Regions from separate parts of the Homo sapiens genome. Here region 2 is linked to region 1. Evidence: read pairs that join two places in POLR2A ChIA-PET (ENCODE). Cell type or tissue: MCF 10A. All regions are shown on one strand.

Evidence for each region. Peaks named below come from ENCODE experiments on the same cell type or tissue, not always from the same donor. Only the 100,000 strongest peaks of a DNase experiment are listed, where the experiment ranks them.
Region 2: POLR2A ChIA-PET joins it to region 1 with 16 read pairs; 2 of 35 experiments call an interaction of 5 or more read pairs at or near these places.

What each region holds. Positions count from the first base shown.
Region 1 is chr5:66,888,221-66,896,220 of GRCh38, reverse strand. All of the region lies in intron 3 of MAST4 (microtubule associated serine/threonine kinase family member 4), which reads right to left. Among named protein-coding and RNA genes, the nearest start is that of MAST4-AS1, 110 kb to the left of the region's middle. In MCF 10A, no CTCF peak of the experiment used is centred here; DNase peaks (open chromatin) are centred at 4,480 and 4,840.
Region 2 is chr5:67,010,362-67,018,361 of GRCh38, reverse strand. The region is part of intron 4 of MAST4 (microtubule associated serine/threonine kinase family member 4); the gene reads right to left. Among named protein-coding and RNA genes, the nearest start is that of MAST4-AS1, 10 kb to the right of the region's middle. RefSeq lists a silencer at 3,047-3,341. In MCF 10A, no CTCF peak of the experiment used is centred here; DNase peaks (open chromatin) are centred at 3,191, 5,901, 7,031, 7,401 and 1 weaker place.

The sequences.
Region 1 (8,000 bases):
ATGGAGGGACCTTCTAAAAACATCTGACCCGTGCTCCTTAAAGCTGTCAAGGCTGTGAAAAAAAAGAATAAATTGACTAACTGTCACAGATGGGAGAAGACTAAGGGTGGCTAAAGGCAATAAAGAATCCTGAATAAATGAAAAATCTTGAATTGGATTCTCAATCAGAAAAAGGACATTAGTGGAAAACTTGGTGATATCTAAATAAAGTTTGTACTTTAGATGATAACAATGTACCAATGTTAAAGTCATGATTTTGACAAATGTATTAAGGTTATATATGATGCCAACATTTTGAGGGACTGGAAGAAGGGTATACAGTAATTTTCTGAGCTGTATTGTAAATGTTCTATAAATTTTAAAATTATTCCAAAATGTGAAAGAAAGTGTATCAAAAGGGGGAGACAGGGAGAAGGGAAGACTGATGTGGGGCTGAAGAACAGAAGAAATGAACACATAAATATCTAAATATTCTAAGCTTACTTTAAGGTAATATTTAATATCAATTTTTTAGGAAGCTATAGAAATACTGTAGGTGAGAGAGATTCTAGCTAGGACCAGCAATGAAGATGGTAAGGAGTAGTCAGATTTCAGGTATGTTTTCATAAGATTTACACAGAAACTGGATGTGGAGCGTGAAAGAGAAAGCAAGGAGTCATAAGTTTTTGGCCTGAGCAAATGGAGTTTGATGGAAAAACAGTTCAGCTTTTGACATGCTACATTCAAGATGTCTGTCTGTAAGAATTCCAAGTAGAAGATTCCAAACAGGCAACTAGACAAACGAATCTGGGTGCAAGAAAAAGGTTAAGGCTGGAAGTAGATTTTGGAGTCATTAACACTAAGATGGTATGTAAAGCCATGGGACTTTACAGGAGATAAGTGATAGAAAAAGGAAAACAGATACACCTGGTTACAAAGCCACAGGGACTTCGCCATTTAAAATAAAGAAGAAGGGAGGATTGTGCTATACACTTTTAACTGACCTGTTGCTATACCCAGCAGCTGGGGTTCTTGAAAGCAACAGAAATTGAATGAGACTGACAAGTAAACAATCAATGTATGGATGGCTACTCGCACCCCTGAAGGCAATAGGATGGTTGGGCAGACGACGTCAGAAAGTGGGCAGGAACCAAAAAATCAAACCCAGAAAGTATGACCACACCCAGGGAACAGCCCAGTTAGGACACCTCTGCAGCTGAACACTGAGTGGGAGCTCAGCCTCCAGGAAGAATCTCTAACTGCCCCCACATACCTTCACTTCATCTCTCCTCACAGGTGTCCTGTGAGGGTTACATGATCACACCTGGGTCTCTGCCCCAGCTTCCAAGTGGGCAGGAAAAAGGAATATTGGCTCCCTCACTAGTATAGTGGGAGGTAGGGCCAAGTCTACCAAGATCCACACTTTGGGAGTTCCTCCAAAAAACAAAGGGAATTTGGAAGTTGAGCAACTTGCCTTCTGCACCACCACTCCCAAACCCCACATAGAAACAGAGTGGCAATGTCCAGTACACACCATTCCCTCACCATTTTCCTGACACCAATGAATTTCAAGTTCATGCACTTCCCCATCATCATCTTTCTTTCATTAGTCATTGGTGGCCTCATCCTATGACTGAGTTACTGCAAGTACTCTGCACTAACAATTAATTTAGGAAAAGAGTTCAAAGAAGCCAAGATGTGTAAGGCAGTATATCAGGTGCTTTTAGGGATACATGAGGAAAAACAAAACACATTTAAAAGCTAGCTGGGGCAACATACATACACGCATATAAAACAAAAGAGTTATCACCAGGTGCAAGATTATGCAGTATTACTTGAATGTGTAAATGCTAACAGAGGAGAGAAAATAAAAAGGAATGAGATAATTCAGCTCAAGCAGTGATTCTGAAGCCTGGCAACACATTAATGTCACCCAGGGAGTTTTTAAAAATACTAACGCCTGAGCCCCACCCCTAGAGATCTAGAGAGAAAGTGGTTTGTGTATGTTGTTTATTAGAGGTTGGCACTTTTAAGTCCCCCTAAGGACTATTGGTTTGCATAAACCATTTGCCTTTGGATTGTTTTCCTCTTTAGGGAATATTAATTTTCTAGGCTGTCATTACAGAGGTAAAGTTTCAGGTTTTTAGATATTTCCTTTGCAAGTGGGAAGCAGTGTGAGGCAAGGAAAGGTACTCAAAATGGAGTTCTCACTACTTGACAAAGCTTAAAATTAGCTGGGTGTACAGGCTCATCCAGGGATAGGATCTCCTAAAGAAACGCTTTGGGTGCCATTTTTCTGGTCTGCATTTCTGAGAGTCACTTGTAAAGGCAGAAGCAGAGGACAAAAAAGTTCATACCATAGAACCAGATCTTACACAGGGCTTGGCTGTAAATCATCAGAAGGCAAAAATGGTCTACATTCTAACAACAATTGAAAAATCCAGTAAGTTGCTCATAAATACATGCTTTCCTAAATGAAGACAGTAGTCAAGCTGGAAAACCAGTAGGGAGATCCCTATAGAAATGCCTGAACAGTCAAACCACACAGCCTGTAAAATAACAGTAAAATCCTTGTGGGAAATGTGAGATGGATGGAGAATCCTAAATTATCTTTCTCTTTTTACAGATTTTATTTAATTTTCTTTTTGTATCTATAATCATAATGCACTTTCATATATTTATTTGTGCTAGTCAAGTTAAGCAAAATAAACCAGCCAGGCACAGTGGCTCATGCCTATAATCTCTCAGGATTTTGGGAGGCCGAGACGTGTGGATCACTTGAGGTCAGGAGTTCGAGACCAGCCTGGCCAAAACGGTGAAACCCGTCTCTACCAAAAAAAAGACACACACACACACACAAAAAAAAAAATTAGCTGGGCGTGGTGGCACGTGCCTGTGGTCCCAGCTACTCAGGAGGCTGAGGCAGGAGAATCGCTTGAACCCAGAAGGCGGAGGTTGCAGTGAGCCAAGATGGCACCACAGCACTCCAGCCTGGGCTAAAGAGCAAGACTCTGTCTTAAAAAAACAACATCAAAAACAAAACAAAACAAAACAAAAACAAAATAAACCACAAAAGGCTAAAACAAAATGCTTGCTGGGTTTATATGTAAATTTTATTTGATCAAAACCACAACACTCACTTTCTTTGAAAAATAAAGAAATTAGCTACCTTATTCCTTTCTTTCCAAGTTGGCTTTTTCTGCCATAAAGCTAAATGAACAAGACTGTGGTATCAGTTCTCATAAGCCCTTTATACAGACAAAGTCTCCGAGTCATGATATGACTGTCTAGTGTGGTTTATTAAGATTTTATCATAAACTGCGTCTATAAGCTTCATCACAAAATCAGCTGGCTGCCTGGACAGGACACACAAGTCTTCCCATGGAAAGCCCAGAGGAGATCAGCAATTGACCAGAGTTGCAAAGCCATGAGATAGTGGAATCAAATGAACCTATGTCATCCAGTTCCAATTTTTTCCCCTATACTCCACCACGGCAATGTCAGAGAGTGGGAGACAGTGGTGATGTGAGCAACTGAAAGGAGAGGTTTGAATAAATACACGAGCAGGGAGGGCTGGTACTGATAATAAAGAGGGCACTCTTTCCCCTAACGAGGAAGAAAGGAACAGGTGAAAACAGGCACTTTTCAAAGATAAGCAAAGTAAAACTGAAGCAATTCACTTGAAGTTCTGTAATTTCAGTAATACAGAAGGCAAAAGTCTTCTACCAAGGGCAAAGGCAAGGGCACATGTGGGGATTAAAGCCAACAAAATGGGTTTCCTTTATTCAATCACATACTTTTTAGTAAAGGTGGATATGGCTGGTGCTGTGCCAGACACTGGGGAGAAAGGACTTTACTCACTGTAAAATACAGTGTGAAAAGGCCTGGAATAGAGGTCTTTTCAAAGTATGCAGTAATACAAAAGGGAGGAGGGTGATCAGTTTCTCTGAGGAGGGTCAGGACTGTTTCTTCCCCAATGTTTCTTGTTATTCATGCTAACAAAATACAGTGGAACTGATACTACCTTCAATCTCAAGGATAAGCTCCAATTAAACTAATGACAAAACTCACTGCTTTCATCAAAGTAATTGGTTTAAAGATGACATGTGACTCAACCTGAGCAAATGCAAAATGATGCATAATGATGCATAAGATGCAAAATGATGTTTGCTCAGGGCTTCTGGGAAAGAACTTCCTCCCTTGTCCGAGAGAGCTAACGAGAAAGAAGTAGCATTAAACCTACAAAACTAATGGCAGCCACAAGAATAGGTGTCACAGGTAGCAGACAAGAAAGCCTGGTAGAACCTGGGTCTTGGGTGAAATCTCTGAAACAATACATCTACCCTTGCGTGTATTTGGACTTCTCTGGTACATGAGCCAATCGAGTCTCTTTATTGTTTAAACCAGTTTAACTTGTGTTTTCTAGTCTTTGCAATTCAAAAATTCCTAAGTGACACAATACTTGAGCCTGGTCTTTCTTTTGCAATGTCTGGGAATTAGCCTGGCAGCCTTGGGAGTAGGTGAGAAAGGGGAATTCCAGAAGAGAGAACAGACGTAGTCAGGTAGGGTGGAGTGAAACAGAACACACTCAGGAAACAACATGGCTGGAACAGAGATCAGGAAGGAAAAATCAGCAGGACAGGAGTATGGAGGCAGGGACAGGGCCACATCATAGAAGGGTTTTGGAAGTGGCTGCCTTTATCTTATAGGGAATGGTGAGCTCATGGAACATTTTAAAGAGGGGAATAAGATGGCCTAATCAACATGTTAAAAAAGATTACTCTGGCATTAGGGTGTCACATGGCTCTGGGAGGGCAACATGGGAGAGAAGTTAGGACACTTCTTTAATTATCCAGGAAGCATGGCTGAGGGCCAGGAACAAGGAAGAGGCAGTGAGGAGGAGGAGGAGGGGCAGAGTCAGGAGAGAAATGTGTGTACAGGATCCACAGGAGTTGAGAGGAAATGCTTAACTCCTGGGCTGATTTAGAATAGTTGTGGTGGAGCTCAGGACAGGGTACCATTCAGAGATGAGGAGAAAAGACTGTCTAAAAGCACTGAGGGCCTTTCGGAAGTTAAGCAAAATGCAAATCTGAAAGTGGATGAAAAGATGGCAAACGATTTAAGTTACACCAGCGAGTCCCTGATGAGCAGGAATATGAGACAAACTGTAAAATAAAATCCCAGATTTTGCTTAGATGAAAAGTTAAACATCATTCATGACAACCACCTTTTCCACTTTAAATTTTTTACACAAATAGTGGGAACTGTCTTTCTTTACTAAGCTCATCTACCTTCACTACCTTAATAATGGCATCTCACATTTACTGCACAGTGACATACATTATCTTATTTAAACTTCACTATTATTCTCATTTTAGAGATGAGAGAACTGAGGCACACACAGGCTAAGTAACTCACACAAGGTCATAGAGCTGGTAGAAGGCTTAGCTTGTCTTTGAATCCACATCTGCCCAAGTCCAGAGTATGTTAATTATTTTTCATCACCAAGTAATGACTTGATACTTTTGCACCACAGACCCCTCCTGTAGGCTATCAGGCTGCATTCATAGTTGGTAACACACTGTCAATTACTCTTAGGAGAGACACAACACAGATCTTGGCAACTCTTTCTAAGCAAATTTCACACTTTTTAGAGACTCTGATTTTATGTGAACCAAAGCCCTGTGAATATGTTACTTTTAACACAGACCTTTTAAAGCAGAAGAAGCGTAACAAGTCAAATAATCAGCTAACCTCAAGTAAACGGACAAATGAAACAAGCTTCCTTTCTAGTCAATTATTATGGGTTTTGATGCTTCCTAACACATTATACCCTTGATGTCAAAATCGAGCTTGAGAATCAGACATTTGTACACATATTGTCTTTCAAGTCAGTATGACCTAGGAGGAATATGTCTCCTAAGTCAAAGTTTACATGCTTCTCTGCAGGGTTTTGCTGAGTAGTAGCCAACAGTTACATGAATAACAGCTCTAGTTTATTGTTTATTATATACTAACTGAAGTGCATTTATTATATCAAGGTTAATAGCTTCCAGCCCACAGTCATATTGTACTTTGTGTGCTCACTTTGTTCTCAAAGAACAAAAGAACTCTCTCTTTCAAGCAAAAGTTTCTGCGTCGTTTTTAAAATTAAAGAAACTAGTTTTGATCAAATTAGAGAAGGCACAGTCCTTCATAAAAAAAAGAAGCTAAAATATAAAACTCATATTAGATCAATTGAACTCATAGCTTAAAACAATCCTTATTTAAGTCAATTGTATGTTTCATAGTGATTAAACAAATAGGATCAGGATTCAGACATACCCATATTCTAATCCAAGCCAATGCCAGGAAGCATCCTTCATAAACTTTAACTTCCCTAAGATTCAATTTCCAAAATTACAAAATGAAAATAATACAGCTTATCTTATGGGGTGTTGAGAAGATTAATGCTAACACATGTCCTGCATGTGGCACAGCTCCCAAACCTAAGAGCACCCTTCGTGTTAGCTATGACTATTTAAGTGCACTGCTTGAATTAGAAGAAGGAATCTAGGGCACAACTACAGAGCTACGGTAAAGAGACAGCACCGACTCAATAAAAGAGCAAGGGTATGTGACCCACACATCTTCTCCACCTCTAAATACTGAACCTGGGCAAAGGGCTGTGAATACATTTGAAAATTCGAAGCAAATTAGACTTCAGTGAAATCACACACCCTGCTATTAATCAGTAAGAAAATTACTTTAGCAGAAGGAGATCAAACACCAATGCTAGCTACATATTTAGAATTTTAATTGCCTTTAGGATAGTGCAAATTTAGAGATCCTTCAGGATCTCTATAAAATTAAAGTCATTGTGGACAACTTTTGTGATTTCCTTTTTTTCCTAGAATGATTTATGAAGGCTCTTGATAAATATGCGTATCAGCCCTGCCACTTAACTATGTTTCTTGTTACTTGGGAAAGCCTGTGACCTACAGTGAGCTTAGATAAAAAGGCAACACCGCACAGCTGTGCCCCACAAGGCTCCACAATTTTTTCAGTTCTTCCATCCATTACCAGCAAATTACAGTAAATTCGAAGTATTGATCTGCACAACCCTATATGGGAAGAAAGTTACCATCGACTTTTATTGCTTATTGTTGGGTCCAATTCCCTAGAATCAATAAAAGCTACAATGTTCATAAGCTTCTAAAAAGCTAGTTAATATAGTGGATATAAGACACCTTTTAGAATCACTATAAATCTATAGGATTCTTCAACGGAACAGTGGCAAACATCTTCAATGTTCAAAAGCTTTATTTGATTTTAGAGTCTTCTCATTATCCAGGAAAATGCCCTGGGAAAGAAGTGAATATCAATGATGTGGAATAAAAACTCAGCAACTAGAAAGAACCCTGCTTAACAGATTTCTACTTTCACTTTTCAGTTCACTTGCATTTCCACACCAACCTCACTGTCCAATCCACAGCCAATCATTAAGAATTGTGTCTCTCACATAGATTTAAGATGAGTTTTCTTGACAGGGCTTTCCAGGACCCATCAGGGGACGAGTTTGCTAATAAATGTACATTTCAACTGCCCCTAATTTGAAGAATCAATATTCTTTTATGAACCAATTTTTTAAAATCAGATAATAATTCAAGTGTTCTATTAAAATTACAGACAACCTTAATACCAAAAGAAAAAGGCTTTTTATAGAACCAGGAGACAGAATTGGATGAGACTATTTGAAAAGTGATACTGAATTTACTCTGCTGAGATTAATCATTTTTATTTACTACAGACACCTTGTGGTTTATCTAGCAGTCCCTATTCTGAAAGCCTATTTTAGTGTAGAAATTTACTGGCAAATCAGCTCAAGGGACCTCTTGAACTGCTATATGAAGCTAATACCCACAAGTCTACTTTCTTCTGGCCATTCCTCTCCATCTAAATGCAAAAACAACACTTAAAATATACATATAAAATGTATGAGCACGATGGAAGATTAATGACACACATATTCAAATAATCAA
Region 2 (8,000 bases), 120 kb before region 1:
ACAATGCTCTCCCTAAATTGCCTAGGCTGGTCTTGAACTCCAGGGCTCAAATGACCCTCCTGCCTCTCAAAAGTGCTGGAATTACAGGCATAAGCAACTGTGTCTGTCCAAACGAGCTATTACATATTAACAGTAGACCACACAATTTAGTTTGCTTATCTTTCAAGTATCCCATTCTGATGCATTTTTCTGGTACTTCACTTGACAATATCACCATGTAATCTAACTATGTGTTAATCATTTCCTCATAAAAATGATTTTTAAAGAGGATGACACAGTGTACCATAGTATCCTAGATGGAATAGAAAAAGGATATTAGGAAAAAATTGTGAAATATTAGTAAAATGTAAAGCTTAGTTGTAAAATAGGAAAGGAGAGCAAAACAAAATGTCTTATTCTAATCATATATTAGCATTATCAAACTGCTCAATCTATGTAAAATTTTTTGAGGTAATAGAAATACTTGGCCGGGTGCGGTGGTTCACGCCTGCAATCCCTGCACTTTGGGAGGCCGAGGTGGCCGGATCACAAGGTTAGGAGTTCCAGATCAGCCTGACCAACATGAAGAAACCCCGTCTCTACTAAAAACACGAAAATTAGCTGGGCATAGTGGCGCACACCTGTAAGCTACTCGGGAGGCCGAGGCAGGCGAATCACTTGAACCTGGGAGGCAGAGGTTGCACTGAGCTGAGATCACACCATTGCACTCCAGCCTGGGTGACAGGGTGAGAGTCTGTCTCAAAAAAAAAAAAAAAAGAAAAGAAAAAAGAAAGAAAGAAATACTCTATATCTTTCCTTGTATGTTAGCTACATAACTTTGTTAAAACTTATTGAACTACATACCTGAAAAAGGATGATTTTACCATGTGTAAATTGTATCTCAATAAACTTGTCTCAACAAAACAAAACTAACACCTAGTTGCCTGATACAAGTGGTAAACCCTGTGTCAGTACACATCTGAGTAACTCTTAGGCCTAGGTTAATAGTAATAAGACACACTTTCTTTAACCCTTAACAAAGTTCCTAAAGGGAAGACTTCTTTCATTCCGTCCTTAGGTAGGGGCAGCTATTCCTCAAAAACAGCTCACATATTGTATCACCAAAAGCTAAGAGATGGCCAGTAAAGTTTTTCTGTGTGTGTGTGGTTTAGAGAATTCTGGACACAATATTTGTGTCCTTTGTGTGTTGTAGATTATTTATAGTCTATTCTTATGCAATTGTTTTATGTATTACAAAGCAGTTACTTTTTCGTTCTCTAAACACAGCAATTTTCTCAAAGGAAAAGGTGTATTTGAGTGCCATCGAGTCATCTCCTCCTTAAAAACAGTTAGCAATAGCACCTTCAAGACGAATTATTACATTTTTTAAAAGGAAAGAAGCCTATAAGTAAATCATCTCTAAAATCTCCCAACAGATATTTTCTGGCATACCCATTGTATTGCCATCCATAATCAGAAAGAATTTTTGTCCTTTCTAAGGGATGAACTATATGCATTATTACAAGATCGGCATGGATTTTGAAATGTGTAGATAACATATACACTTATGTGAATGTGCAGGATTTTATAATACATACAGGGAAAGCTCAGGAAAATAAGCCTGAGTGCATGGGGTGTTAATCATTCAAAGGCCTGGAAGACAGCAGCTGTGCAGAGCGACACCATAAGTAAAGCTTCAATTTAAAAGCACAAACCCATTTAAATACCATCATAAACTGTGATACTTTAAGATGAGGAAATTACAGCAGAATACATTTACAATTTCCATTAATAGGAAAGAGAATCAGCAGGTAGCAATCTTAAAACAAAGTAAAACCTACTTCTATTTTTCACTCTCTTCCCTCAGACAGCAGCAGCATTTTCTGTACCAAAGATCAAAATTATCAGAGCTCTATATTCTACAAATATCTTTTGAATTGCCAAGAGGGTACTGTCCTATAAAATTAAAAAGGTACTAAAATCTTGCTTTACAAATATTATTTTCAGTAATTAGAATGTTGTTGGAGCTGTATTTCTTTTGGCCATAAGATAGTAAAGTTTTTATCCAAATTCACTACTCACTAGTGGTGAGATTTAGGGACAGTTAAGTAATTTCTCTAATCCTCAATTTTTTCATCTGTATAATAAATATAATAACATATTCTTCACAGAATTGTTGTGAGGATTAAATGAGACTATATCAAACTGTCTCCACAGATATCCTCCCCCTCCCTCCTCCTCGGCTGATGTTGGCAGATCTACCAGTTACCGCATGTTACTCTAATTCTTTGTATTACTGTCTAAAGCCCACTAGATTGAGCTACTTGAAGAAAAGGATCATGCTATACATATCTTTGTTTCCCAGGTGATAATCATAGCCCTGGTCACATAAAAGGTACTCAATAAATATTTGGCATACAAATGAAAAAATGACGTGATGTGATAAATCCTCAGACCCTGTTCACAGAAGCCAAACTTAGCCAAACTAGGTTATCAGGTTATCAGGTTTCAGAGAGTGATTCAGCCTCATCCACAAGCTCCCAAAGCAGTAAAAGGGTCACAGAGAGATGCATGACTCATAAATAGCCCCTCCAAGTATTTGTAAATGTAATTAACTTCCCATGTTTCAGAGGTTAATCGTCCAGCTCTTGGTTTCTCTGTCTTTTGGCCGAATTTATAATCACTTGACTCCTCTTTAGTGCTCCTCTTTAGGCAGCCAAAGAAAAGGAACTGAAAGTGGAGATATATAGCCTTCGGGACTCGGAACTACTCCCTCCCAGTCCAATCCCTAAGATAATCTTAAGAAATTCAGTCTAGGACTAGACGGCAAAAACAAAACAGAGCAAAGCACAAACAATTACTTTTGTCTAATAGCCTTAACATATACTTAAGATAAATACACACCTGAGACTTCCCAACAAAATCCATAAATGTTGGGCCATGAATCCCCTCCAAACATGTTAGTTTCTCTATTAAAAAGCTTTGAAATCAAACCTGTTAAGTGGCTGAAGGAACAGCTACAAGCCACTGCCTGCTGGACACACCTATAAGAATGGAAGGTTTGAAAAGCAGGGGTTGTTTCTTCAGCTCCAGGCTGGGCATGCCACTTACATGGGAACTAAAGAACTGGCTTAAAACGAGGACTATAATCTTTCTGGAACAATAGGTCATGACGAGCTTCCTTAATGCCAAAATAAGTGTTTAGAAGTAACTTCTGCTAACTGAAAAAAAGTATAAAGGGCATATATATTTACTCTGGCTGGAATACAACATTTCTGAATATGTTTATCAGTGCCAAGAGTCAGAACCCTTTTCCCTCATGGATTTCCAACCTGGGACCCATTCCATGGAATGTCTCTATATCCGAGAAATGGCATAAAGAAGTTGTATCATATTAATAGCTAACCAGTTCAGTATCTGTTCTCTTTGACCTCTAAATCACCCTAGATCTGATGTGAGAAGGTAGACTAATTGTAAGGTTAAATCTCAAAAGGTAAGAAAAACCACAATTGCTCTTGATTAAAGAGCTTCCTCTACAAGAAGCCATCAAATAATACATAATCACAATGTTATAGAAAAATGAAGTCTACCTGCTAAAATGGCATTTTGGCCATGGCTATGCTGGTAAAATAGCATTAAAAGCAGTAAGATCCAAGAACTGGACTGAAGAGAGCAGGTCTCTGATCTTAAGCCTGGATTCCAATGTTAAGAAAGTCACTATTGATTTTTCACTTTAAAAATCCTTGATTTCAAAGGCTAACCTGCCTGAACTTCACAGGAGAGAAGGCATCTATTGAGAAAGAATGCTACAAATAAGTTTTACAGGCCACACAGTAAAAATACGGCAACTTTTATTCCACGGTTCAAATACGTAACCCCAGACATCAAATCCTAAAACATATAGGAAATTATGATTCATACGCTTAGAGGCTTATTTTGCAGAATCCATAACAAGAACTATTACCTAAAGCACCCAAATTATCCCACATCTGTTTAGCTCCACTGGTCACTAAGGCCATTTGACATCAAAGATGAGAAATCCTTCTGCTTAGGGACCTACTATGGAAATGCGAACTTAAAATCATCCATTCAACTTGCCAAGGCAACTGATGTGCCTATCAATTGTTTTGCCACATGCCTGCCCTTTGCAGTGGTTGAGCAAGCCTAGGTTAATTTTACAATAAACCAGTTTTTGGGTTAGCAAATTACTTGTGTTTATCTGGAAGGGTACTAGGATAGGGAATAGTTAAGTAGATAAAATCAGTCCTTACATGGAAAAAAAAAAAATCTGACATAGCTTCAGTAGCTCCAGTACTTAGTTCCTGATCTAGGTAATCTATTTGGAAAAGTCTTTGATTTTTGTATCAAAAGTCTTGAGATTAGCCAAGTGAAAGTAATATTTTTACAGGAATTATATCTCAAGTTCCAAGATCAACAAGCCACTCAAATCAGACATAAGAAATAACATTACATAATAGCCACTTAATGCCTATTGTTTTACAGTAACAAAGGCTTCATTTACCATATTTCCTCGAGTGCTTTATTCAGCTGGCAGTTTTTCCCATGCCAAACATAATTTTTTCCCTCAACCCCTTCATACATCTATAAAAGTAAAACATTTTATACTTATACTTTTTAAATTATTATAATTCCCAATTTAAATATATCCATCCTATTGCATTTTAGAAAACATTAATGTGAAAGGGGCATAAGTGATTTTTATGTAAGCTATGGATCCAGTGATTTTCTACAGATTTCATAGCTGAGAAATTTGTCAATGACTACATAATATTCCAATAACGACTCTTAAGGAAGAAACCCAGTAAAGCGTGAGACATAAACATACACTGTAACATTTAAAATTAGATAGAATAAAGCATACTTCTTTACAGCTTTTATTTTGTTTGATAGCTTCAACAAATACTCATGTGGCAAAATGGGCCTGGTAAATCCATCAGCTTTCTTCCCCTTCTAATTCTATGACCCTAAGAGACCTCAGCAAATTTCACATTTTCAGTTTCTCATTCCCTCCACCTAGGTTTTTCACTCAGAACCCAATATACTACCTCTAAAAGATACTGCCACTTGAACTTCCATGTCAGGTTAGAAACTTTCCAGGGGCACAAGGTGCTGGTACTTACTTTGAACAGCTAAAAGCTTATTCAAGAACTTCAGAATAAAAATGGTGGTTGGCCTACCAGATGTCAAGATCTGCATTTTGCTTGTACTACTGCCTGCAATTACAGTTTGCTAAGAGCCCCCAAACTCTGACAAAATCAGTCACTGATAAATGTAGGACCACAAAGCAGAATGTAAAAATTCCCAGGATTCTATAATAAAGTAAGCAATGGGGTGCTTCAGATAAGAGATATACAGTAATGACTGCCTATTCTTCTTACCAATCTATTTTACCTTCAAGTACTGATCAAAGCCTAAATTCTCTGCTATGGTCTTTTTTCTTTAAAATAAAACCATGATATGTCAGTTGTGATATTAGTATAATTACCTTCTCAAATAGGCATGTCCAATAGACATTAATGTAGCTAAAATTCCCACAGGTCCTTTTATTGTATTAATAAGGTTTAAGATCAACATTTTCAGAATTTACAACCAAGTTCCTAGTGGAATTTTTTTCTTTTCTTTTTTTCTATCTGCCTGGAAATAAGGACAGTACCAGAACTACAATGTATGAACTTTTGAGATCTATCTAGTTACAAAATGTACCACATTATCACAAAAACCAAGTTCCTACTGATAGAGACTGACTCTACTTTTAGTAGACAATTTTATGCACACTTTGTATCTACTTTCATCTAGGTAGCCCCAGGACCATTTTAATATCTTGGCTCTACTATGTAAGTTTCAAAAGGATTACTCAGTTACCATGATGTCACTCCCAAATGACTAGTTACAGGTAGTGAAGACAGCTCAGATTAACATAACATGCTTACTCACACTAGAGATGGGTGTGTATGGAGGGTGAGGCTGGGGTCCAGGGCCTCCAGTTTCCATCTGTGTGAGACACCAGCTATTTCCATTTCAACCAACGGAAGAAGGACTTTCCCAAATTATTCAGATAGAGTCCTATTCCAAGCTTCCTCTTCTATGGGCCATCTCCACACAGGAATTCAAATGATTCCTTGACCCCAACACCTGTCAATCTTTAACCCAGAAGGCAAATGGTCTCTATCTTGAAGCTTACGATTCCTGTTTAAAGGTATTACTTGAGCTTCTGATAACAGGATAGATGTGTAAAGAGAAGCAAGCAAAACCATTAGAGAATATAATGTTCTACCCATCACTGTGCACTTATCAATATACTACTCCCACCACTGCCTTGAGTGAAGACACACACAGAAACACACTCTCTCTCACACACACACAATAGCAGTGAATAGACCATGCCTCCCCATGCAGCATATGCTCCATAATTCTTATGTTTTATTTTTAATGAATTTCTTTTGAAATCTACTTTTTGCACTCTCACACATTTCTCTCTCCCTTCTCTCTCACTCTTTCCTCGCTTCCTCCCTCCCCCTTGTCTCACAAAAGACCTACATATTCCAGGGGCAAAACAGTCTGTGATCTCCTACTGTAAGTTTCACACTAGAAGCTAAAAGCAACATTTTTGAACTGTGCATATTTCTGCTTCCATCCTTTGTATCTGGTAAGCCTTAGATGCCCAGAATCTGCGAATGCTGCCACAGTTGGGACAGCCAGGCTCTCAACAGGAGCCACTCAGCTGCTGGAAGCTCTGGGCTTGGAGCTCAGTTTTCTCCTCTGCTCTAGGGGTATCCCTGACCAGGCTGGGGGAGAGGCGGTCAGGAGCAAGGGCAGCCCAGGTTACTGGACGGCGTCATGGAATATTAGCAACGTGAGAGCTAACTAGAAATGACAGAAGGACTGAAGGGGCAAGCCCTGCATGATTTGTAAGTCTGTCCTGCCTGCAGAAGACACAGTCAAGAGCATAAAGAAAGTACAAGGATGAAAGGAAGCAACTACGAAACAGGCCTGGGCAAAGCAAGGAGTGGGAGGAAATGGGCTCAGGGACTCAGGGAGGGGCAGAGCCTGCAGGTCAGGCGTGGAGAGGAGGAGAGGAGCAACAAGTGGGGCCAGGCTTCAGTCTCCTGTGGACTAGGCTGCAGGGGAGGGGCTGGGGTACCAGGGCCTCAGGAGGAGAGCAAGAGGTGGTGTGTGGGAGCCAGAGACGCTCGGTCAGGGCTTTACAGTAAGAGAAACTCCAAACCTAAACATGTCACAAAGGAACAGTCATAAGGCTACGGAAGAAATTTGAGCTTCCAGAGGGAGGTGAAAAGGAAACTGTCATTGCCAATTTGGGCAATGAAGCAGACAACAAAGTGAGCAACAGTGAGTAAGGGGATATGATTCAGGGAGGAGGGCTGACGGGCCAGCCACGAATGTGCAGAGGCAAGGCCATCATAGCTGCGCTGCTGCTGTATTTAGCTGCCCACAGAGAGTGGCCACCACCCCTGTTCTCCAAGTCCTTGCTTCACTCTCTCCTGGGTTATGACACCCCCACCCTGGGGCACCTGTTCATGCTCAAGTCATCCATGAGTTTCCAGTTGCCAGATGCAACACACACCTTCACTTCAACTCTCTGTGGAGTGCTGGGGGTGTTGACCATTTTCCTCCTGGGATTTCCAGGACAGCACCCTCCTGGTCCCCTCCCTTTATAGGGGACTTTTTCCGACTAAGTCTCCTTTCCTGTACCTCGCTGCATTTCTGCCCACTCCTTAAGCGGGGTATCTTTAATTCTCCCATGTATTAATCTGATGTATTTCTCAGATGGTCTTAATAGTAAGTCCCGTGTTTATTATTTTGGCACAGCCTGCCTGAGTGCCCTGGATTTATGTACTCAGCTGCCTGCCTAGGGGGCTCTTTCTTTCCAGTCTCAGTGCCTTCGATGTTCCCAGATGCCTGTCCCCAAACTCCTCCCATGATGGCTCTTTCTCATCCTTGAGGGCTCCCTTAAATATTACCTTCTCGAAAGACCTTCCCTG